Regions from separate parts of the Homo sapiens genome. Here regions 2 and 3 are each linked to region 1. A link is a loop called in an ENCODE intact Hi-C map of the cell type or tissue named here. Cell type or tissue: heart left ventricle. All regions are shown on one strand.

Region 1 (8,000 bases):
GGTTGTGAATAGTGCTGTTGTGAACAAGGGTGTACGATTATCTGTTGAAGTCCCTACTTTCAATTTTGGGGGGTATATACCTGCTTTTACTTTTTAAAAATAGAACAAAGAAAGAAAAACAAATTTGTATTTCTTCTAAGCTTTGAAGATATTTAATTATTGAATATGAATAAGCCCAAATTTCCCCATTGCAACATTTCAGTGTGAGCGTTGAGATTTAACAGATTTATGTTTCCCTCCCCTTTGAATTGGACCAGAAAATATATGCTGACAGTTACTAATTAATAAAAACCATTTTCTGTCATGAAATCTCATTCCTTAGGCCACCTTTCCTCTCTGATTCAAATATATTTTCCAAAGTGTAAATACTCATTTCTGATTTAAAACTTTTCAAACCACTGCTATAAAGTGACAAGCCAAAAAGTACAGAAACAAAGTAGTATATATATTGGTTTTTAACTTGTCAAATACTTAACTGGAAATACTAAAGGCCTGAAAGATAAAAAGCAAAAATGAGGGTCATCCCTTTGTTCGGGTGATGTTGAGCCGACATGATCATTGATTTTCAAATACGGTTACCAATCCTTTTCACACACTTACCCAAAAACACCAAATAGCAGATATCATGGCTCTGACCCTGCCTGAGGGCACGTTAATGACTTTTCCCACCTAAATCCCAGAGCCTGGGGAAAACGTCAGCAGAGGTGTAGGCCAAAATGAGCAGAGCCTAGCAATCTACCCAAACAGATGCCAAGGCAGGCTGCCACCTGCCAAACTCTCTTCCTCACTGGAGTGACTCACCACACTCTGGACAAAGGGGTCAGGGGCTCCTAAAATTGCTGTGTTTAGCCAACTGCTCCAGGCGTTCTGAGGTGAGCTACGATCCCTTCTCAAGAGTCTCTGGATTCCCTTATGCCCTTCAGGTCCCTTCCCAATATCTTGGTTCCCAAGGTGGCCAGTGCTGGGGGGCAACAGAAACATTGGGTTGAGTGGGTAGCAGGGCTGCCTCCAGCCAAGGAAAGCAAAGCCCCCTACCATCTCCTGCTCTGTTTCTTCTAAGGATCACCTGACACACTCAGGATTCATCAACCCGGGGCTCAGAGACTCCTCTGCTCAGCACTGACACACCCAGAGTCAGAAATTCTATTAGGTTGGCAGCCCTGGCTGGTGAAATTAAACTCCTACCAGGCGCAGAAGCAGGAAGGCTAGGGCAAAATGACTTAAAAGGGGAAGTTACACCTCACATGGAAGGCAAGGGTGCAGCCCCCGTGAAACGTGAAAAATGCAAATGGAAACTTGAAGAAAGCATGTCAAATGTTTACTTTTGCATTTTGAAGGAGCCCCATAAACTCAAATACACTCAGATGCCCAGGCAGTCTTTTCAGTGCTTCATGGCAGGCTCCGTGTGCACACAGAGGAAAGAGGCTCATAAACCAGATTATTCTGGCAACAGAATCATTTCCTGGTTGTTGCGTTGTAAGAATCCTCTCTCCTTCCACAAGGGAGATATGATTTTAGCAGCTCATTTGTAAAATACAGGTTTTTCTCTATCCACTGTTAACAGTCACATTTTCAAGGAAACAAAGAAGAAAGGGTCTGGAGAGCCTTAAGGTCGGGCGGCATCCTGGGAGCCATAAACACCATCGCCCCTCGAGTTGGGACTAAGAGGAGGCCGGAAGACTGGAGCAGCTTGCCTAAAGTCCAAAAGGGCCAGGGATGCAGCTCAGGGCTGTCTGCATATCCGATGGTAGTCTTTGGGGTAGAGCCGGAGGCTTCTCCGTGGAGGGGCTCCCCTTCTTGTCTCCCAGCCTTCTGCACCCTGCCAGGCAGCTCATGAGCTGTGCCTGCTCTGTGCCTCATCTTCGTGGTTGTAGACTGAGATTTGGCTCTCAGTCGCTTCTTAGTTGCTTTGAATCTAAATAGCAGCCATAGATACTTAAACACTCAAAGGGCGGGGTAGTGCTTTATTTAGAAAGAATGTGTATATTTAAATGTAGCTTTAAGGAGAGCAGAGGACAGATTTTATGAAAGCAGAGAATCAGTAGTCTCCATATTTTGTGTTATCTGTAGAATTGTTGAGTAGGGCCCTGGATCTGTAAGTCATATTGGGATCTTCTTGGAGGAGGGTCTGGATGGAGTTTCAAGGTAGCAGAAGACAATGCCCCTGCCCTCAGGGAATTGGATATAGGATTAAATATGCATGCAGCCTTCCTGGATACACTAGCCTGCATTTGTCTTAGGAGAAGAAAAAAAACATTCTAAGAAAAATAATTAAGAAACCACCTGTAAATAGTAATCAGGAACAAGTGAGTGTAGCCTCAGCAGACTGAGAGGATCCTTGTGATTTTAGCTTTGTCTAACTATGTTATGCCCAGGATATATGTTTATTTTTGTCCCATTTTATGTCATCACAAACTTTGAATATGCTTTGGATGGCGATTCTGCCCATGTGGCCTGTGGGTCCTGGGAGTCGGAGTGGAGACTTCTGAGTCTCCATAGGCACCAGCACTGATTGGAGCCCTGCCACTGCCCATTAGCATAGGCCACGACTCTTTTGCAGATGTGTCTGTACATAATGAAAAACCAAAAAACGTATATTCTTACAAATTGTTAAATTCATCAGTTTGTTGATATGTGTTTTCTCAATTACTAGAGACTGAAAATGGTGGTTCCCCTTGTCTTTTGTGAGCTGGGTAGAGAGGAGAGGATGCCATTTTCAACAAAGGTTGGGAGAAGGAAGTTTCTCTTATAAACACTGAAAGCCAAGAGTTATGACTGTGTAGCTCTTTCTAGGTACAAGGATATTTATATGCATTTGCTGGACAGACTAATTCTAGGGATTTTATTTTCTGCCTCAAATCCTGCCTGTGTGTAGGAACCCGTGAAATAAAGCATTGATTCCATTTGTATTTTTATTTGGAGTTGTGGTTAGGTGGTTTGCTTTTGTGTTTGCTGAATATCTTTAAATACCATAAATATGATAGAGAAGAATACTCTAACCATATAATACCTGGTTTTCTTATTCTACTTACTTATGTCCAAACTCTATATATGGGAAATTAAGTGCATGTGACTAGAATACATGAGAATAGAAGATAAATTGTTGTTCAGAAAGCTGTTTCAGTAGAAGGTTAAGTTATATTTGCACAAAGTTTTAATTGGTTAGAAGTTAACAGAAATTGCTTGCCAAGTGAACATGGTCTAGTGGAAAACACTTTTGCAGCCTGACCTTCACTTCTTTTCTAGATAGAAATGTGTAAGGACTTTGGCTTTTGCACATGTGTTAGAGACTTTTCATGTAAAGTGCCATTTATCTGTTTCTTAGGGACTGAATCTGCTTTGACTTAATGATATACCCCCACCCCAGCTGTTTATGACTTAACAGGGTATATCTTCCATATGAAAATGGGGGAAGGGGGTAGTGGAGAAAGCTCTGAAGGCATCGCACACTGATGGAAGCTTGTGTAGGTCTGTGAAGAAGGGATCGTAATGGACACGTCCTAAACACATGGTGCAAATAACATGTCCTTATGTTGCCAAATCATTTAGTAAAGTGAATCCAGTGTCATCTTTAATCCCTAAACAATGTAAAGAAGACACTAGATGGTGCTGTAAACTAAGAAATGTATTGGTGAAGGTGGTGAGATGGTGCTAGAAGTTAAATCCTCTGTCCCCGGAGTTTCTCTGTCCTCTTTGCCTTTTCCTAGTCAGCACACCTAGCCTGCTGCATGGAAGACATTTACTCGTGATGATTTATAAGCCCGATGCAAATGTGTTTCGCTGAGTTTATATCTATTTTAAAACTAAGCCAGCCTCAGTTTGCTAATGACAGTGAAACTAGATGAGATGTGAATTTGAGATCAGACAAGCTACTCAAATATTTGGGGCAAAGTTAATACCCAGTTTTGGACTGGGTTATTTAAAGAAGGAAAATAACTATTAATAACATGATTGACAGCCATGTTGTTTGACCTATATTTGTGCAGAAAATACATTCTTATAAATCCGTCTGAAGTGAAATTTTATATATAAAATTATTTTTTTCTTCACCTTTCACTATTCCTCCCAGTGGGGCAGCCCCATGGAAAATATTTTGGCGTCAAGTTAACATTAAATAGACAATCTGAATATTCACTGCGAGAAGCATTTGTTTACTTGTTTCTCCCACTTCTGTTACGTGGCAGAAGGCCTTTCACAAATGGGTGATTATTGATCCACTTGGATTCATGGGACCAGACAAGAATTTTGCAGTTGACCACACCCACAGAGGTGGCACACAGAGTCCTTACTGAGGTAGACCAGCTGACAGAATAAACGCCATAGGGATGCTTGTAAGAACTCAGTGTGATTTCAGTCGTATCTTAATGTAGTAATTAAAAAAAAAATGGTGTAGAATATGAAAAATTGTCTTCTTTTGAATCAAACCTTTAAAACCCCTGTTTGGAAGATTTAACTGTCGCTCTTCGTTAGAATTTAGTGAAGCTTACAAGTCAGAGAACCATAATTGATTTTATTATCTAAACAGATAAAATGCTAATGAACCCCACAGGACATTTTACAGTTGTTTCTAAAGTATGGCATTTAAAATTTCTAAAAAGTTTTATTTTTGCTGTAATGGCTCTGGAAAGTATGAAGGTTTGAAACATCCAGATAGAGTGGTTGGATTCAGTTTATGAAGATTATAACCTATTGAGTTACCAGATTGACCTGGCTTTGTTGAAAATATTCATGATTGAATGTATTAAAGTAGAAAATAGTTGTACAAATAATCCACCTCAGAGGAGAGTAAAAGCATTTTGAGGATATGTGTTGTGTTTATATTTTGGCATCTGTTACCTTATATTTACTTTGAATAATGACAGAATTACTTTGCATTTGACCTAATTGCAGAGCTATGACCCAGGAATGATCTGGTTGACTGACAGAAGGCTTAGCAGGAAAAGGACAGGAGACCCCGGGGGCTGCTTGCCTGGGGAGCACAGCCAAGGGGCTGTTAGGAATGCATAGAGAGAAATAACTGCACATGAAAATTCCCCAGAGGGAATGAAAACATGTTATTTTCCTAGAAGAGAACAGTCTCAGAGTAGGAACTGTACCACTGTTTTTATTTCCAAAGCAGGATTAAAAGCCTGGCATTGAATTGGCAGAGTGGCCCCACAGCACACGTGTATGTGTGTGCAAGTGTGTGCATGTGTGTGGACATGTTCGCACGTGTGCACGTGTGTGGCATTGAGACCAACCTGCATCACCCAAGACTGACTATACTTAACAGTGAACTTTGTGTTTTGGCCAGTATTGACTTTTAGATGGCCCACTGAGATAGAAATATTGAGCTGTTAATACGGTAAGTTAAGAGTGGCGCTCGTGCTAATTGTTTTGCAGAGCTTCAATTAAGCAGCTATTCCCTGTCAGCTAAATAGGAGTGTAGGAGATGAGTGGGTGCGTGATGCATACGTTCTAGAACTTTCCTGAAGCCCCAGATTCGTGGTCTCCACTATAACTTTTCCTCAAGATGGATGCAGCAGTCTCAATAAATACAGAACTGAGGTCTTGTCTTTGGCAGGCAGAGTTCTCTGGACTGCAATTTTCGCTCCAGCAGTTGGCAGTGAGGCTCTCCTCTCCCTGAGGCCACAAGCCTTCTGGGCCTCGGGTAGCTCAGGCAGGTACATGCCTGCCCCTCCAGGGGTCCTGATTTTTTGCCAACCAACTCTTCCCCACCCCACCTCACCCCAGCTATGAGCAAGAGTTCGCCTGCTGACTCTGAGTGTTCTTCCTTGTGATTAATTATTGATTATGCAGTAATTATTAATTATTGATTCAGCACTTTGTCCTTTTAATATCTGGCCAGGATTAATATTTGACCACTCACAACCTGAACCATGGCAACATCTCTCTTCTTCCCTCCTTCCACACAGATCCTGGGCACACAGGGCCCTGCTTGCTGCGTCTCAGCTGCTGATTTCACCCAGTCCGCATCTTCGGATCCATCTGACCCCTGTTTTTCTAAGGCAACCTTCCTCTTCCAGCCTGATGCTCCCCAGCCCCTGCCCTCTCCCCTGGCCCTGGTTTGAATGTGGCCTCTGTTCTTCCAGCAAGGGCTGTGCTGGCCAGGCCTCAGTGATCTCATCGCTGCCATTTCAGCAGCCTCCCTTCTGTCCTCACCCCTCCCTTCTATCTGTCTGTCTTCACCAGGATCTTGAGCGTGATCTGGCTAAACCCTGCTCCTACTGTCCCACCCACTCCAGAAGCCCAAGCACTACCCCCGGGGGTGACCCTGCCCACTCCATACCCCCTCTGCACTACCGTGGTTGCCCAGGACTTCCCTCCCTCATTGTTGTTGTTTTGTTTCCTTATGTCTTGTCTTGTTATGCCCTTTAGCCTTGAGAGATGAGGGGAGCCCTTTAAAACAAAGGCCTTCCTAACCAGAGGGCAGAGTGCCCCTCTGAAGCTTCTGTGAGGAGCACACACCTGGTAGGAGAGAATGAGGGATGCAAAGCTTATTTTCAATACCGCTTATGTGACCTTGGGCAGGTGATTTAATTCTTCCAGGCCTATTTCCTCAGCTGTTAAGCCAGGTTAATAACGATCACTTTTTGTTATTTTGTAAGAAATAGATGAAATAGGGCTAATAAATAACATCTTCCTGTTTACTGTGTGCCAAGCTGTGTTATAAAGCAGATAATAACTAACCTAGTCCTTACAACCCCCCCCCCCCCCCGGTGGGGTGGACACTATTGCTAAGCTCATGTTAGAGTTGAGGACTCTTAAGAAATAGGAAGCCCACGTCCTGGGCCCTGGGCCCAGAGCTACTAGGAGCAGGGCAGGGTGAGCAAGTTTGCAAGTGCCGGTCTCTGCTTTCCTTCCTACCAATGTAGCCTTTGGTAGGAAGAGGGTCTTGCTGTCTGTGACCCTGTGTGTTAAGTGGGTGTAACTTGCAGCTATTCTGGGAGCAGAAGAGAGGACGAATTATGTGAGCTTCCATCATTATTTGCCATGATGTCAAAAAGCGAAAAATCTAAAAATGCAGAAGAAAGGAGTCAATATTATTAGAATGTATTGGGTTACACGTACAAAACTCACTCAAATTAGCTTAAGCACAACAACAACAAAATTATTGTATGGATGCAAGAATGTTTTACCAATCTTCCCTGAGCAGGAGTGCAGCCAGGCCTTAGGAAGCACCGGAAGCTGCACAGCCCTAGCTCCTGGCTCCCTTTCCCCGTCCCACCCCAACCCCTCCCCATCTCCATGTGCTGGGTTGTAGCCCTAGGTCTCTGTTTCTCTGGAGAAACAGACCCATTAAATAGGCTGTATACAGAGAGAGACACATGTGTTTTAGGAATTGGCTCATGACACTGTGGAGGCTAGCAAGTCCAAAATCTGCAGGGCAGGCTGGCAGGCTGGACATCCAGGGAAGGGTTGCAGCTCAGGTCTGGAGGCAGAATTCCATCTTTCCCCTTGGAGGCCGGTCTTTTTCTTCTATTCAGGTCTTCAGGTGATGGGCTGAGGCACTCTCACATGAGAGAGAACAATCTGCTTTACTCAAAGTCTGTGGTTTAAATGTTAATTACATCTAAAAAATACTTTCACAGCATCTAGTCTAGTGTTTAGCTAAAACCTGGCACCATGGCCCAGCCAAGTTGGCACATAAAACCAACCATCACTGTCTCTGCGTGCTCATTCCTCCCTTTCTACAGTGCGTTTTCCGCCGCTCTCTCTCTCACTTACTCTCTGTGCCATTGTGGCTTCTCTCTCTGCATCTGCCCCATGCCTTCCTCTGTGAAGATGGGCTTCCTTCTGCACTCTGGCCAATCGAGAGGATGGGTGGGCACCCGAAGCCCTCAGGCATGTGTTGTAGTAGCAGCCACACACAAACCCCTGCCACAGTGTCAGCCCCTACTTAACCTTTCTGGGCTGGAACCAGTGTCAGTGTTGGGTGCTGCTCTGTTTCTGTCTCTTGTTTCACTTCTGGAATCCCAGGGAAGGGAGAGTCCTGATCC
Region 2 (8,000 bases), 64 kb after region 1:
GCGTCTCACACGTGATGCTTTGCCCCTGCAGAGAGGTGCTTGGAAGACCATGAGCTGGTGGTCCAGGTGGAGAGTACCATGGCCAGTGAGAGTAAATTTCTATTCAGGAAGAATTACGCAAAATACGAGTTCTTTAAAAATCCCATGGTGAGTCTTACCTCTTCAGGTTTGGGGTTTGGGACTCTTGAAATCTTGAAGTTTATACTTGGGTTTCATAGTATCAGATTAGAAAGTGACTGAGAGGCATGGTGTAGCATATGGGTTTGAGAATCAGAGTTGTAGTTTAATGAAGCAGTCCTTGCTTGAAACCCAGTCTCATGCTTCACTAAATGTGCGTGGGACTGGCTGAAGGTAGAGGTCTCCTTCTTCACATAGACACAGTGTAAAGGGGGTTAGTCTCTAAGACAGGAGCTGGGAGAGGCTGGGTGTTTTCTGTTATTTTGAAAGTTCTCAGTTGAACTGATCAAACACTTAGCAGAAGAAAAACTCATTATTCTCTGCAAATAGCAAATATATTTTGTGATCATACGTGGAAGAATGACTAGAGAAATCAGTGCGATTGGTTGGTGTCTTGAGCTGGTCACCTTGATCTCTCTTTTCTTTCTTTGGGAGAGGCACTTGTCCTGTGAGAGGCCAGGATAGGGAGGGCACCTCCTAGCTCCTGGGGCACTCGCTGTCATCCTGAGTCATGGGTCAGAGCTGCATCAACTGGGGAGAAGACCCAGGGCCATTTCTGACTCTGATAATGTAGCTGCTTTTTTATTCCAAAGTAAGAAATTTGAAGACTGTTTTTGGGGAATGCAGCAGAACAGGCTTTTCTCGTGACTGGGCTTACCTTTTAGTTTCAGGAATTCTTTATCTCACGCTGTGCACTTGTGCCACTGGGCTGGGACGCTGGCATCGCTCTTTGCCATGGAGCATGCTGTGAGACATGAATCCCTTAGTAAACATAGTTGGTATTCCACACTAGTACCCAGCATTTCAGGAAACAAAATACAACCTTTTGAAGGAGGTGTTTCTTCTGTGTGATAGGAGAATAAAAAGGACCGCCATTTTAAATACAGGTGTATGTAATTATACTGGTAGGAATAGTTTTAAAATTGACATATCTATATGACATACCTTCCCTCACTTTGAAGCTAACCTTTTACGTATTTGTTTTTTCCCATTTTCTTAGAATTTCTTCCCAGAACAGATGGTTACTTGGTGCCAGCAGTCAAATGGCAGTCAAACCCAGCTTTTGCAGGTACTGGGCCACAATAGATCTCTGCTGAAATAGACTTTCTGAATAGAAATCCTCTTGGAACTGAATGGCAGCATTGTAAAAAACCTAAAGAGATCGCATCTTTCACCATTTATAACCTTGGCTCTTAAGCCGGAGGGGTGGTTGGGGGGAGGGTTTAGAGTAACCAGAAATTAAAAGTTTCCTTGGAAAATCTGTGTGTAGCTGGGTTCCTTCTAAGCCAAACAGGCACTTACACGATGCCCTTGCTCTGACTTAGAAGAGTCCAGTGATGCCACTGCTGAGTGTGGGCCAGGGGGTGCATGGAGAAACCCCAGTCTCAGGGCTCCCTCCCCAGCTCCTTTCTGAGCAGGGGTCCCAGGTCAGGCCACCGCCTAGCTGCTTGGAAATCTCTGCAGAAGCACAGAGTCTATAGTAAAAGATGATCGGGTTACCACAACAGACTTTTAAAAGTAACTTGCCATATATTACAAATAAAGAAACCTGCTTTAATTGTCCTGATTCATAAAGTCTGTTCTAAGAAAACCTGGTCTCTCCCCACCTCCTCTTCCAGTGGAGGGAGCCACCAGGGCCTCTGTGCCCAGCTCTCACACACACTCCTCCGGGGAAGCTGGGAGTGGGGAATGGGAATGTTACAGCTACACCCTAAAAATGTGCCTGTGTACATGTTAAAAGTGAGAGAATAAACCATTTCCTAAGGCCACCAACAAGATCCAGGTGACATTACATGTAAGAGAAACTACTAAAATGTAGTTCCTACAGAATTCTCCTCATAAGCCCTTTTTCTACGTTGTTATCACCAAATTTGTTTCAGCATCTAAAAGATAAGAGTTTCAGAGCTCTGTTCTGGTGGTGTCTTCAGAAGCCCTTCTGACCATAGCATGTGTCTGTTCTGGCGAGAGGTGTCAGCACTAAGTTACCACCTATACACAGTGAACAGTGAAATAGCAGATTCTGTTTTAATTGCCTTGACTTTGAGAGGATCCATGCGCTTTGTGAAGATGTGCAGTGATCTCTTGAGACTCAAGAAGGACTGACCCAGGTGCACCAGGGCTCTGTCCGACGTGCCTTTCCCACCTGGGGGAAAAGAGCTTTGTCCCCTCCCAGTCTAGTAGCAGGACCTGCCAGCATCACCTCCCCAACTTCGCTCCATGACCTGGCCCTTGGCCTGTCTTCCCTTTGATGAAAAGCGTAGTTTCTTGTTTTGTTTTGTTTTGATAAAGCCTTTATTCTTAAGGCTGCCTGTGGGAAGAGTTAGCTGGAACAGGGGGACATCACCAGGATGTCCTGCACCTGGGTGCATCACTTGCGGACACATGACACCTTTTATGTGACCCTTGACTGGAGGGGTGCCTGGGTAAAAGTGGCCACTACATACTCACTGTCAGTCTCCAGAGTCCCAATCACTTGGTCATGGCACTTGCTCTTGCCCTCAGTCTGATATCAGACTGGATCCTTCAGTGCACTATCTTATAGGGAAATTCATGACTCGTGTTATCACCAGTGTTGGAAAGGTCCATTTGCTTGCATATGTTTAAATACGAATTATGTTCTATGCAACACGAATTGAGATGGGATTTTAAGACTTTGGAAAGGAGAACACTCTCATTTTGATCCAAAAAGGAGTCTTTTAATAATTCAGAAAATGTCAGCTATGCTGATAACATGTCTGCTTTAATTATTTTAGATTAGCATTATGTGATTTTAAAAATTTGTTCTTCAACAGAATTTTCTGAACTCCAGTAGTTGTCCTGAAATTCAAGGGTTTTTGCATGTGAAAGAGCTGGGAAAGAAATCATGGAAAAAGCTGTATGTGTGTTTGCGGAGATCTGGCCTTTATTGCTCCACCAAGGGAACTTCAAAGGTGAGCTTTAAAAGCTACCACCACCAGCCCTAATTCTGCCACAGTCACTCCCCCCAGGTCCTCAGAGTGAACCTGGGCTTCATTTTTAAATGCACCTTAGACTCCTCCAAGCTCAGGACAACTTCTTAATAAGCTAATTGTGCAGCAGCTGAACTTGGAGTCACAGGTTTCCTGGTCTCGCTCAGAAACTAGGTAATAAATAATACAGGCCTAAGAACCCCACCTGCCTAGCCCCACCCCCACTGCGGGTTGGGAGCAGACACCCCTGGCTGCCCCATCACTTCAGAGACTGGCCTAGTTCTCATAAGTTGGGATTTAAGCTAGCTGTAAAGATGTTTGATAGACTATTGCCACCCTAATGCCAGTGTAACTTTATGTATCATAGATATTTCATGAAATAAACTGCAGGCTTGCATGTATCCCCAGTGAGAAGAAGGTGGGAGATGGAAAACAGCTGCAGGCCCTCAAAAGAGAGCTTAGGCCGGAGGCTCCTTTGCTCCCATGTACACTCTTGTCTGCTCTCTTCTTGTGCTGTCCACATATACCCTGTGGCAGGAGCCTTGTCCACCCAATACCTGGCTGAGCACTTACCATCTGAGGGCTGTGGTCTCTTTTGCTCTGGCCAGCAGAGGTGAAAGGGAGCTGGCGGGACCCCAGCACAGGTGTTGAGCATCTGGGAACCGGCTCTGGGAAGGTGTTGGGGCCGGCTCTGGGAAGTCAGCAGCTGCCGACACCTGGGCCAGAGAGAAGGGGCGTCTGCAGAGAGGGGCTTTGAACTGACACAGGGCATGGTAGCTTCCTGACCTCCCAGCTCTGCTGTGTGGCCCGCTCACTGTCCTCGTGTGTGCTGAAGTTGGGAGGGTATTTCGTAGAGCAGGAAACAGAGCTGGGCTGGAGAGTTGAGGAGGAGAAGGGTGGGACAAGCAAGCTACCAGTGGGAAAACCCAAAGTACGGTTGGACTCTGGACTCACAACAAACCAAAGGCAGACAGGCCCTGTGCTCTTAACTCTGACCTTTGGGTTATAGATTTTCTCCTGCTTTTTATCTTGAATATCCGGTCATGGGGCTTTGATTTGCCAGAAGTATCAAATACGTTCCAACAGCCTTGTGTGTCTGAGAACTGGGGAAGTGGGTGTTTTGGGTGAGACTGGGTGAATTTGGTTTTAGTTTAGCACTTATTACACCTCGCGTAATAATCATATGTAATATGTATAGTGTCATCGGGGAAAGTGCTTGTAAGTGTGCAGAGACTGCCCTCTGTCTACCAGAGGTGAACACATTTGCTCTTTGCTGTGCTTGAGACTTTAACCTGGCCAGTGTTGTCACAGGAACCCAGACACCTGCAGCTGCTGGCCGACCTGGAGGACAGCAACATCTTCTCCCTGATCGCTGGCAGGAAGCAGTACAACGCCCCTACAGACCACGGGCTCTGCATAAAGGTACCCACGAGCTGTCCACAGACGGCGCGCATGCTCAGCAGCCCACAGGAGACTGACTTCTTCTCTTGCCCAGCACTTGATTGTTGCTTCTATTGTCTTCAACAGAAACATAGTTTCACACTGGATTTATCCATTCCTGTAAAAACATTTATTGTACACTTGCTGCTATCAGTCCTTGAGTAGCTCAGAAGCTCAAGGACAAGCAGACAGGGATGGATAATGTGGCTAGTGGGCTCAGTGTTTTAGGGAGGGTGGCTTTTGGCATCAAAGGGTGGGCTGTGGCTGTAGCCCAGTACTAGTAGCTGGAAGGGGAGGTGGGGCAAGGGAGGGGACCCCCAGCCTGTCACCTGGGTTGCCTGCATGGTACTGAGTGAGCTGATGGCTTCTGTGTGGGCCTCTGGCTGTGGGGATGGTCAGACAGGAATAGACACAATGCTGCCCACCCTCTGCATGCATGTGTGTGCTGGCATGCACACACACGTGTGCACACACATCTACATGCACATACCCACACGTGCATACATACATGTATAGACATACACCTTTGTGCATACACACAGGTATAGACATACACCTTTGTGCATACACATACATTATACACACATGTACATAGACACACATACACATGTGCACACACCTATAGGCAGAGCCCACTCCTTTTCCCCTGATGAGGTTGTGGTGGTATTAATAATCATAATGGTAGATGATATTTACTGAATGCTTACTGTGCATGATATGTTCCACTGACAGTTTTACATCCATTATCTTAATCTTCACAGCCCCTTGTGGGATAGGAAGTTGGCCACATTGCCCACATCCAGTAGCCAGTGAATAGTTGTGCTTGGAGTTTGCCCTGTAGGCTGACTTATGAGCCATAGCCCAAGCCACATCCCGAGAACACACAATACGGGGAGCCCCTCCTTAGGGGAAAATTTCTTTCCAAAATATCACCTCATACCTTGCTCAGGGAATACTCTTTCGGTTATAAGTAATAGGCGTCTAATTCACACCAGCTAGAGGCCCAAGGCAGCCTCAGGCGGGGCTGGAGGTATGAGCAGCAGCTGGCACTCTCCCTTCCCACCAGCCCACACCAGCCATGCTTGCCTGTCTCTGCAAACGCAGTCTCTGCTTCTCTCATAGCACCAGCCGAGCGCAGGGTAGTCACACCTGTCCCTCAACCCCTCCAGATTCTTGGGAGGGAGAGCTGGGGTGTGTCCAGCATTGTTTCTTGAGTCTGAGGTCGGGGGTTCTTCTGGAGATGCAGGTCAGTTTATGCCTGCAACAATTCTCCTCCCTCACCAAAGGGCCCTGCCTCTGGAGGGGCACCTGTCTTCTCCCCATGGTGCCTACTTCCCCTTCTGTCTCATTCTCCAGAGCCAACATCAGTCTCCCTCTCTGGACCTTCTACTTGGGGTCTGATCTTGGGGCTGCTCAGACATCAGAATCCCTGAGCTCCTCAGGGGTTGCCCCTCTTGGCTAAGCCCTGCAGCAGCCCCTCCTCTCAGTGGCCTGGGGGCAACTTTAAGATCTCTCCTCCTGTAAGTCAGAAGGCAGGTTCTCCTCCCATAGAATCCAGTCCGTCGACAGAGTTAGATGCCTCTTCCTCTTTGTCCTATTGTGCTTACCACATTACGTTGTCCTGTGCTAGTTTGTTTTTCTGTCTCCTCTGAAGTTCCCAAAGGATGGCTTATTATTCAGCTAAGTGGTACACAACCTGGGGCCAGTCCATGGTAGGCACTTAATAAAGTCTTGTCAGGAAGGTGGATGAATGAACGCTTAACACACAGGTGTGTGTGTATCTGCTGTGCTCCTTGCTAGGGGGATCTCCAGCTGGTTGTCTCTGGTTTGTGTCAGATGCAGCCCTGCCTTGACAGAAGCTGTTTCTGACTCCCTGTGTAACACTAACAGGACTTTCTTTTACCTCCTGTAGCCAAACAAAGTCAGGAATGAAACTAAAGAGCTGAGGTTGCTCTGTGCAGAGGACGAGCAAACCAGGACGTGCTGGATGACAGCGTTCAGACTCCTCAAGGTATGTGACATCTTGCGGTTTGTGTTGAGTGCACATCTCTTCGTGGAAAATTGGCCTCTGGACTTGATGTCTATTCTGGCAGGAAAATGCTCGTAACTTTTCCGCTGTTCTGTCACAATATTTTATTTATCAAATGTAGTTAAGCATCTTTCTAAACAAGATCTCAGGAGCTTTTAACAGAGGGCCTAATATTAAACAGGGTAGAGCTAGGTTTTCCGGACTCAGTACTACTGACATTTTGGGTAGAATAATTCTTTGTCGGGGGTCTGGGGGACATCCAAGCATTGCAGGCCACTTAGATGTGTGGCATACCTGGTCTCTGCCTGCTAGATGCCAGTCGCACGCCCGGCCAGTTGAGACAACCAAAAATGTCTCTAAATGTTGCCAAATGTGCCCTGAAGCCAGAGGATGGGGAATTGCCCCTGGTTGAGACCACTAGATTAGAAGAATAGGATTCGAAAAATCAGGACCAGGGAGAAAGGAAATAGTACATGAGGTGTTAATTATTTTCACGACTGAACCAACTCTCAGGTTCCCAAAAAGCCAGGGCCATGAAGTAAACATGATGAATTATACAGTTGACTGAAGCTCCTCAGCAGAGACAGTACCTCCTGACTGTAAGTTCTAAAGGAAATTTATCACGTGGTACTGCATATAGAGTAATGCCCTTGACAGCAATTTCATGCCAGTTGCCAGAGTGATTTCATAGGGCTGTTTACTGTAGTCACTTTGGATTTCCCACAGTGTTTCTGTGCACATATACCATATCCCACATGTCTGGAATTAAGTCTACAGAGTCCTTGTGAGTTGTAAGTTAGCTGGCCCAGGTGAGCTTGGCTAAAGTCCAGGGGTCTCCATAGGAGATGTTCGTTTAGTCAACTGGAGCCAATGGATACAATGGTCTAGGGATTTCTTTACAAAAACTCCCAGCCTTCGTTGAACTGTAGTGGCCTTTGAGCTGGTCCAGAGACTCAAGGTGAAGTCAATTAAGGAGATGGAGGAACTGAAGGAAGCATAGCTCAAAACTTTCCTGGAGGTGCTGCAGATCCAATTCTGAATGTAGTCCTGTTGTCCCATCCACTTGGCAGGTAGCATTTTGCACCCAGTAATCCACAGATTCCAGAGACATTAAGGATACATCCTAGTGCCATTTTTATAGGATGCTGGGGCCCAAACCAAAAGTTCCACAGATTGGCTTCCTGTATCTCTCTCCCAGAACCTTATTTTATGTTTTCACTGATTAAAAAAAGAATTATGGAAATCAAAACTTTACAAATTCATAATGGAAGAGGAAATGTCCATGTTAATACATCATAGATCATAGACCACTCCTGTGTAAGCCGGTTTTCAGTGTAAGGGTCATCAGTGGGAACTGGTCACATAGGTGACATCCATTGAGGGCAGTATTCTGCATGGACCTCCAG
Region 3 (8,000 bases), 470 kb after region 1:
TTAGTGCTAAGTGCACAAAGAAAGAAAAGCTTGCTGGGTACGGCGACTCATACCTGTAATCCCAGCACTTTGGGAGGCAGAAGCGGGTGGATCACCTGAGGTCATGAGTTTGAGACCAGCCTGACCAACATGGTGAAACCCTGCCTCTACGAAAGAAAGAAAGAAAAAGAGAGAGAGAGAGAGAGAGAGAGAGAGAAAGAAAGAAAGAAAGACAGGAAGAAAGAAAGAAAGAAAAGAAAGGAAGGAAGGAAGGAGAGAAAGAAAGAAAGAGAATGAAAGAAAAGAAAGGAAGAGAAAGAAAGAAGGAAAGAAAGAAAAAGAAAGAAAGAAAGAAAAAGAAAGAAAGAAAAAGAAAGGAAGGAAGGAAGGAAGGGCACAATAGGGACAAGGTGAAGAATGGCAGACGACAACATGGAAAAGCAAAGGGCTTCTTGTATCAGATGACTCAGACCAAGAGCCCCAGTGCCACGGAAAGGACAGCCTGTGGTGGGAGGGAGGGCAAATTAGGACAGCCTGGGCTGTGGGGGCTGACTGCATGAACCAAGAAGGAGGAGGCACCTTTTTTTTTTTTTTTTTTTTGGAGACAGGGTCTCGGTTAGTTGAGAGGTACTATTCTGTACCAAAGTGTGTGTGTGCCCTCAGCTGAAGTCCATCTTTTGCCAGAAAAGTCTTGATGATGTTGTCCCTCCAGCCTCCTGTGCAGTGCTGGGATTTCACACATTGGGCCTTCCCGTGGTGTTTCACCCCAGAACCCATTTTTTATCCTCCCTCCCTGACCCCAGCATGCCTAACCCAGCAGTTAGTTCTGAGGGACAATACTTTAAACCCTCATGGCCTCCCTCACCCACCTTCTGGTGGCCAGCCTCTTGTCCTGGACTGACTGTGGCCCTCCACCCCGGTCCCTGCTCCCCCTTCGTGCCCTGCATCTCTCTTCCACAGAGCGCGTCAGCTTCACAGCATCCCCCAGCGCGACAGGTCCCACTCACAAACCTCCCGGCCTACCCTAATTCTGGGAGTCAGAACCGACGTCCTTCCCAACTGAGTTTCCCACACCCCACCCAAGGCCGCCTCTCCATCTCCTCCCTGCCCTTCCCTCGGCCTGGAAGGGCCACTCCTTTCCCCCACGTCTTGCTCAAATGTCACTTCCTCAAAGAGGCCTTCCCTGGCCACACCCGCTGGCCCATGCCACTCAGCTGGAGTAAGTCTCTTGCCAGCACCAGTGGGAAAGAAAATATCCACATTCAGATTTTGTCTTTGCTGCTATTTCTGGTCAACTTTCTCTCATTGGAAGCAACGTTCCCTGAGGGGAGTTGGTTGGAGCCTCCCCAGTTTCAGCCCCAGTGCTGCAGCGATGCCAGCCGTGGAGTGGCCACAGGGTCAGCCCAGAATGAATGAGTTTGAGGTGAACAACCTCATACCCGCTTTTCCTAACCCCTCCTTTTTAAGCTCCTTGATGGAAAACTTTGCTCGTTACATCTCCTTGCTTCCATCTCTGCCTGCTCCAGCGCCTTCCTCTTCCCCTGCCACCCTCCCAGGAGCATGAGCTCCCCATACACTGTGCACCCCAGGGTGTTTCTGCCCAGGGGCAGGCTAACGTGCAGTGGGGGCTGCGGCCTAACGTGGACTAGAAGGCCTTGGGTCCTGGTGCCAGAGAGCTCACCTCTCCCTCCTTCCTCGGCATCGCGGCCTTCCCCATGGAGGTCCCATCATCTGCCGCTGCTGCTTTGTCTTAGAAAACTCAGGGACACTCACTCACTGCCCCTGCTTCATGCCCCTCGTGCGTCCACACCACACAGTGGCTTATAGGGTACCCACTCCACGAGGGAGCTTAGGCAGATCCTGATGGGACAGAGAAACAAAAGCAGGAGCCCATTTCCAGCAGCGTTGCGTTCCGGGGGGTTCCTCTCCTAATCCAGGGGACAGAGGAGCTCACCGGTGATACTGCTGTGAGGGGAGAGGTGCGGCGATAGAGGGTGCTGTGGGACTCCCCAAGGACCCCATCGGCCTGGTGGGGGCTGGGGGTGGGTAGCCTAAGGTCAATTCCATCCCAGATTTATCTGGCCCAGCTCATCAGTCCCAGGAGGGATGCCTGGTGCTTCCTTCTCTCGATCCCCCATTCTCCCCGAGCCCAGTCAACGCCTGTGCAATGTGATGAGTCGCTCCGTGTTTAGGGAAGCGACTCATCACGGGTCCAGCACCCTTCACAAGCTGCCCCGTGTTCCTTTTTAGCTTCACCCCCACCCCCCACTTTGCACACACTCTACACACTGCAACCTCAGCCGACTTCCGTGGCCAGCTATGCAGGGTCTTGTTGGCCAGGCTGCTCCTCTGCCTGGAATAACCTCATCTTCCTCCCTGGCAGGCAAGTGTGAGTCACACAGGGCTTCAAAACATACTAAAATGTCACCTTCTCTTTGAACTTACCTGCCCCTCTTCCTGGCTTGCCCTCCCCCATCCACAGCCGATGCTGTCTCCTTTTGAACTCCCGTCAACTGGGTAAGACTTTGGTGCTGGCACTGCCTAGGTACATCGTAATAAACAAGTGCTTATTCACAATAGCAAAACAAACCTGGAGCCCATCAACAGTGGACTAGGTAAGGAAAACATGATACCTATACACCGTGGAATACTACACAGCTGTAAAAATGATATCATGTCCTTTGCAGCAACATGGATACAGCAGGAGGCCATTATCCTAAGTGAATTAACACAGGAGCAGAAAACCAAATACCGCATGTTTTCACTTGTAAGAGGGAGCTAAACATTGGGCACACATGAACATAAAGATGGCAGTAACAGACATGGGGGACTACTAGAGAGGGAGGGAGGGAGGGAGGGGGAAAGACTGAAAAACTACCTATTGGGCACAATGCTCACTACCCAGCTGATGGGATCAATTGTACCCCAAACCTCAGCATCAAGCAATATATGCACGCAACAAACCTGCACGGGTACCCCCTGAATCTAAAATAAAAGTTGAAGTGAAAGACAGAAAGAAAGAAAAAGAAAGAAAGAAAGAAAGAAAGAAAGAAAGAAAGAAAGAAAGAAAGAAAGAAAGAAAAGAAAGAAAGAAAGGAAGAATGAGAAAGAAGGAAGGAAGGGAGAGAGAGAAAGAAAGAAAGAAAGAAAGAAAGAAAGAAAGACAGACAGACAGACAAACAAGTGCTCCGCGAGCTCCAGGAGGGCAGGAGCTGATTTCATTCCCTGCAAATCCTTGTGCCTGGCTGGGTGCCAGCACACAGTGGGTGCTCAAAACATGTGGGCTGATGGAAGAAGAGAATTTGCTTCCATCACTACAACTGTGAAGTCCTTTAAGATAGCAATGTGATAGACTTGACCCCTGTAGAAAGCAGAGCCACGCTGAATAGAATCAGCTGATTTTTTTTTTTTTAACATCTGGCGAATGATTTCATGGGATCTGGCCTCAGTTTCCTCCCTGAGAGCGTGATGCGGGATTCTGTCTGTGGGCTCCGCATTGGTTGATTCAAGGACCTGGTCAGTACTGCCATCTGGTGGCCGTTTACCCCATTTGCAGATTGGGCTCTTAAAAGCTCCAGCACAGTAATTCTGCAATCATTATTATTTATTTATTTTGGTAAAATTCCCATTTTTTTCCCAACTCACAGGGGAAGAAAAAATACTTTTAGTGTGAGAGGGAGAGGATTTCCTCACCATTATTTCCCTCCTAAAATCCCACCCCCACCCAGACCTGCACAGTCCACAAGGAGAGCCCATGACGAATAGCCTGGCCTTGGTGGAAACCCACGGCACTCTCTGGCTGTCTGCACTTATGCATCTCCGAGGAGAGCAGAGATCGCCTTATCAGACCTCCCGCAGCGAGGTAAGCTTCAACTCCAAGGTCAGGAGCAGCTCAGGCTAGGAGTGGGCCAGCGACCCATTCTGTGCTCTGCTGCAGGCCCCTAAATGCAGCATTTGATTTCTCTTAGGACAAAATGAAGGCTTGTTAAATATATATATATATTTAAAAGGCAAGCACAGCCAACCAGTGCCACTCTCATTGCTTTATCTCTCCTTGTAACCCTACAACAGTCAATGGAAAGACAAAATGTGGGCTGCTAATTCCTCCTTCCTGGGACTTCAGGTCGGCATCTCCTCATTACAGCCATCATTCTAGAAATTAATGACTATGCTCTTTGTTCTTTGATACTTGCAGCGATGATCTAGGCCCTTAAATGCAGGGCTTAAGTTCCCCTCAAAAACCAGGGCTATGTCGGCAGGCTAGTCAGACTGTCTGGAAGAGCAGCCAACAGGAAGTCGTAGATTGTCTGTGCTTCTTCTGAGTTTGGATGCGTCTTTACCAGAAAACTATACTGTCTTCCACAGCAGCTTTCAACTCATGATCCTCCCTCTTGTCCCTCTTAGCAAACCACTACCAAGTGGCATTTTAAGATGTCAAAAAATCCCAGCATAGAATTGCTTCATTGTGAGTGCTGGTGCTGGCACACAGTGGGTGCTCAAAACTTGTGGGCCCAATGGAAGAGCATTTGCTTTTATCACTCTACAACTGTGAACGTCTTTATGTTTTCTCTGTACCTGAATTATAACAAGGCAAGGATTGGGGCTGATTCTGGGATTTTGGGACAGTTAAGGCAGCCAATGGAATCTGTTAGCACGAGTATTTCCTAGTCTTCCTGTGAGAAACAGAAGGAGGGACCCTTGAAATGAGGTCCCTGGGGCTCTTGGTTGAGGACCTGAAAGAAATGAGAGAAAGATGGATCTGAGCCTTTTAGGAAGACGTCTTCATTTGAGGTAAGGTTTTGTCTTAGGGCCCTACATTCCCAGCAACAGGCTCAGGGGATACCTCTGCAGACCACACAGGGAGATTTGCTCATTCATCCATCCATTCACTTATGCAAACGATGATCATAAACAGCTTGCTGCAGGGACTATGCTGGGTACTGGAAATAGGGCGCTGAGAGAAAATGACCATGGTGCTTGTTTGCAGAAAGCATAGAGCCTCGTGGAGGGAGATGGAGATTAACCAAAGTATCACATAAATGACTGTATGGTTACAACTGAGAATATTATGAAGGCGAGGAACCTATCATACAAGACCATAGAACAGAGGAGCTTTACTCGGCCCAGGAGCCAGCCAGGCTTCACTGCGGAAGGTAATCTTTTATGGAGAACTGATGGGTAAATGGAAATTTACTGGGTAGACAGAGGGGAGAAGAGAGCCTCCCCACCTTCCAGAAGGAACAGAGCTACAAAGGGAGAGAGAAAGAGATCTGAAAGAGGCAGTGTGCGGGATGGAGCCTGGGGGAGAAGGCACAGTTAGCACTGGGGTGGTCTCTGGCCTGGGCAAGCCTCTTGGACAGCAGCCTACAATGCATGGCCAGCCATGCTGAGCTCAGAGAGAGAATCGTACGAGAAAAGTGCAGGCTCCTCACTGACACACAGGATCTCTGTACTAGAGCAGTGCCTGGGGTAAAAGATTAATAGTTGCTTAATAAATTGTTATTGAATGAGTAAATGGAAAAATGCTTGGCCTCAGCCTTGGGAGGTGACTTCTAGCAGGGGGAAGCTCCTACCTCCCTTAGTTTTTCTTCCCCTCATTATCCTCAAGGAAGAGGAGTGCTTTTGTATTGGTCTAGTCCAGGGATATTGATTGGGCCATGTAGTTCTGGTGAGCATTAGACAGAGAGATACAAAATAAACAGGCATTAGGGTGAACACTGTTCTGTGCTTTTGCTCTGGTTCCTGTGTTTTGTATTTGCTTCTCCTTGCTGAACATTTTTCCTGCTACCATCAAAGGAGTAAGGATAATAACAGGGCTAGGCTGAGGAAAACAAAGAAGTAAAGTAGTTTTACTCCTGCTCCCTTCAGTTCAGGCAAGTGGTGTCACTGAAGTGATTCTACGTGGCTTTGAGGCCAACAGTGACACCCAGGGATTTTCTCTTGAGGCTTAGCTTCCCATGGGAAGCTTGCAGGGGTAGGTTGCTGACCCAGGGTCAGATTCAAAATTTAGGAATGCTAAGTGTCAGTCAGTAATCTCTATCTCTTCTATTTTTACTCTTGAAGATGGTGTATGACAGTAGATAGTGTCAGAGGTGAGCATACAAGAGCAGAAGAATGCAATGTGGCTTTGGGGCTCTCCCATCAAGAAGTGGGGTCCATTTCCTGATCCCTGGAGTCTGGACTCAGGAGCAGCCTGTGACTTGCACTGACATCAATGGATAATGAAATGGATGGAGACAGAGTTGTGCAAATTCCAGAAGCTACGCCTTGAGGGCTCTTGCAGATTTTGCTTTTGACCTCTTGAAACTGCCCTGAGACCACTAGGAAGGAATACCTATCTGGTTTTCTGGAGGAAGAGAGTCACATGGAGAAGAACTGAGGCAGCCACCAACTGCCAGACATGTGACCACCAGCTCTGCTGACCCCACAGCTCAAAGAAGCTGCACAGATGAGCTGAGGCCACACTCTTCAGGGAACAATCCGCACAGTCCTGAGAGACAGCAACTCCTTGCTCTTCTGAGCCACTAGGCTTTGGAACAGTTCATTGCCTCTTTTACATGACATACTCTAATTGCATCATCTTGTTCAATGCTCACAACAACCCTGCAAGGTTCTTATTAATTTTCCATTTTACAGATAAGAAAACTGAGCCTCACAGAGTAGATGCAAAACCGTTAAGTGGCAGGACTGGAATTTGCACTCACATCTATGTGGCCCTAAAGGCCACCCTCTCCCCATTTCACTGGCCCATCAAAAACCACAGAGACCAGATAACAAGAGCTTGTCATAGTGCTGACAGCAGAGCTGAGGTCCCAAACTGCAGCATGCTCTGCATTCTTCTGGTCACAGGGCAAAGGCCATCAAAAGGGATCAAGAGAAGACACAGGAGCTTCCAGGATGTCAGAGAAAAAGGATGGGCTTGAACTTCTATTGACTTCATTGAGTCAACACAGGAGTCAAAAACTGTTGTGACTGGGGACTCACACCCTGTCTATTCTTGTTGATCTTTGGACAAACCATTGCAGCAGACAGAAACATTCAAATAAAGCTTAGAAAAGTGAAAAAAGAAAGGGGGGAAGAATACCATAGTAAAAGAAAATAGAAGAGGGAAATGGTGAGGCAAACTTATCACTGGCATCATGATCTATCAGATTATGTGCTCAAAATAAGGTTATGGATTTATTCTTAGTGGAGGGACTGGGGCTCATGGCCTGAGTATCATTCACAAAGAAGCCAGAAAACTCCATGTGTCCACGTGTCCAGGGGCAGGAATGCCCACGCAGGCACTGTATCGCTGCAGCTGAATACCTGCCAGAGAAGCTTTGCTACCCTAAAGCCAAGGCCAGGCCTTCTAAGAATGCGCCACACCAATGAGGTGACATGTCCTGTGATGGCCTAGTATGGTTATGTGCTTTGCCTAGAATCCACGATTGCATTATGATGGAATTTCTGGTATAGAAAAATTGTAATGTTCCAACACTGTTTTTGAAAATAAAGTGCTTCTTCATTAAAAAAAGTTTAATTGTAGTAAACTACACATAGCATAAAACGTACCATTTCAGACAATTTTTAAGCATATAGTTCTGTGGCATTGAGTACATTGACACTGTCATGCAACCATCACCACCAGCCATTTCCAGAACATTTTTATCTTCCTAAATGGAAACTCTGTATTTATTAAACATTTAATCCTCATTCCCACCTCCCGCTATCTCCCGGTAACCACCATTCTACTTTCTCTATGATTTCCAGAACTTTTTCATCTTCCTAAACAGAAACTTTGAATTCATTAAACATTTAGTCCTCATTTCCATCTCCCCCTATCTCCTGGTAACCACCATTCTACTTTCTCTATAAATTAGACTACTCTAGAGACCTTATATAAGAGCAATCAAACAGCACTTATTCATTAATGACTGGCTTATTTCAGTTGGTATAATGTCCTTAGGGTACATTCATGTCATAGCATGTGTCAGAAATTCCTTCTTGTTTAAGGTTGAGTAATATTCCGTATTGTGCAT

The links. Peaks named below come from ENCODE experiments on the same cell type or tissue, not always from the same donor. Only the 100,000 strongest peaks of a DNase experiment are listed, where the experiment ranks them.
Region 2: it touches region 1 in a loop (6-fold over the local background); 45 of 110 quality-filtered maps call a loop at or near these places.
Region 3: it touches region 1 in a loop (11-fold over the local background); 22 of 110 quality-filtered maps call a loop at or near these places.

The regions. Positions count from the first base shown.
Region 1 is chr7:50,675,054-50,683,053 of GRCh38, reverse strand. All of the region lies in intron 5 of GRB10 (growth factor receptor bound protein 10), which reads left to right. Among named protein-coding and RNA genes, the nearest start is that of GRB10, 100 kb to the left of the region's middle. In heart left ventricle, a CTCF peak has its summit at 3,585 (motif pointing right); no DNase peak of the experiment used is centred here; H3K27ac peaks cover 448 bases.
Region 2 is chr7:50,611,317-50,619,316 of GRCh38, reverse strand. It overlaps GRB10 (growth factor receptor bound protein 10), which reads left to right. Exons shown (of 19, transcript NM_001350814.2): 9 at 32-147; 10 at 1,178-1,246; 11 at 2,970-3,107; 12 at 4,437-4,547; 13 at 6,478-6,576. Among named protein-coding and RNA genes, the nearest start is that of DDC, 50 kb to the right of the region's middle. In heart left ventricle, a CTCF peak has its summit at 4,375; no DNase peak of the experiment used is centred here.
Region 3 is chr7:50,201,033-50,209,032 of GRCh38, reverse strand. No RefSeq gene overlaps it. Among named protein-coding and RNA genes, the nearest start is that of IKZF1, 100 kb to the left of the region's middle. RefSeq lists a silencer at 2,185-2,234 and enhancers at 1,541-2,470, 3,251-3,430. In heart left ventricle, a CTCF peak has its summit at 3,508 (motif pointing left); DNase peaks (open chromatin) are centred at 1,160, 2,293, 3,209 and 3,508; H3K27me3 peaks cover 787 bases.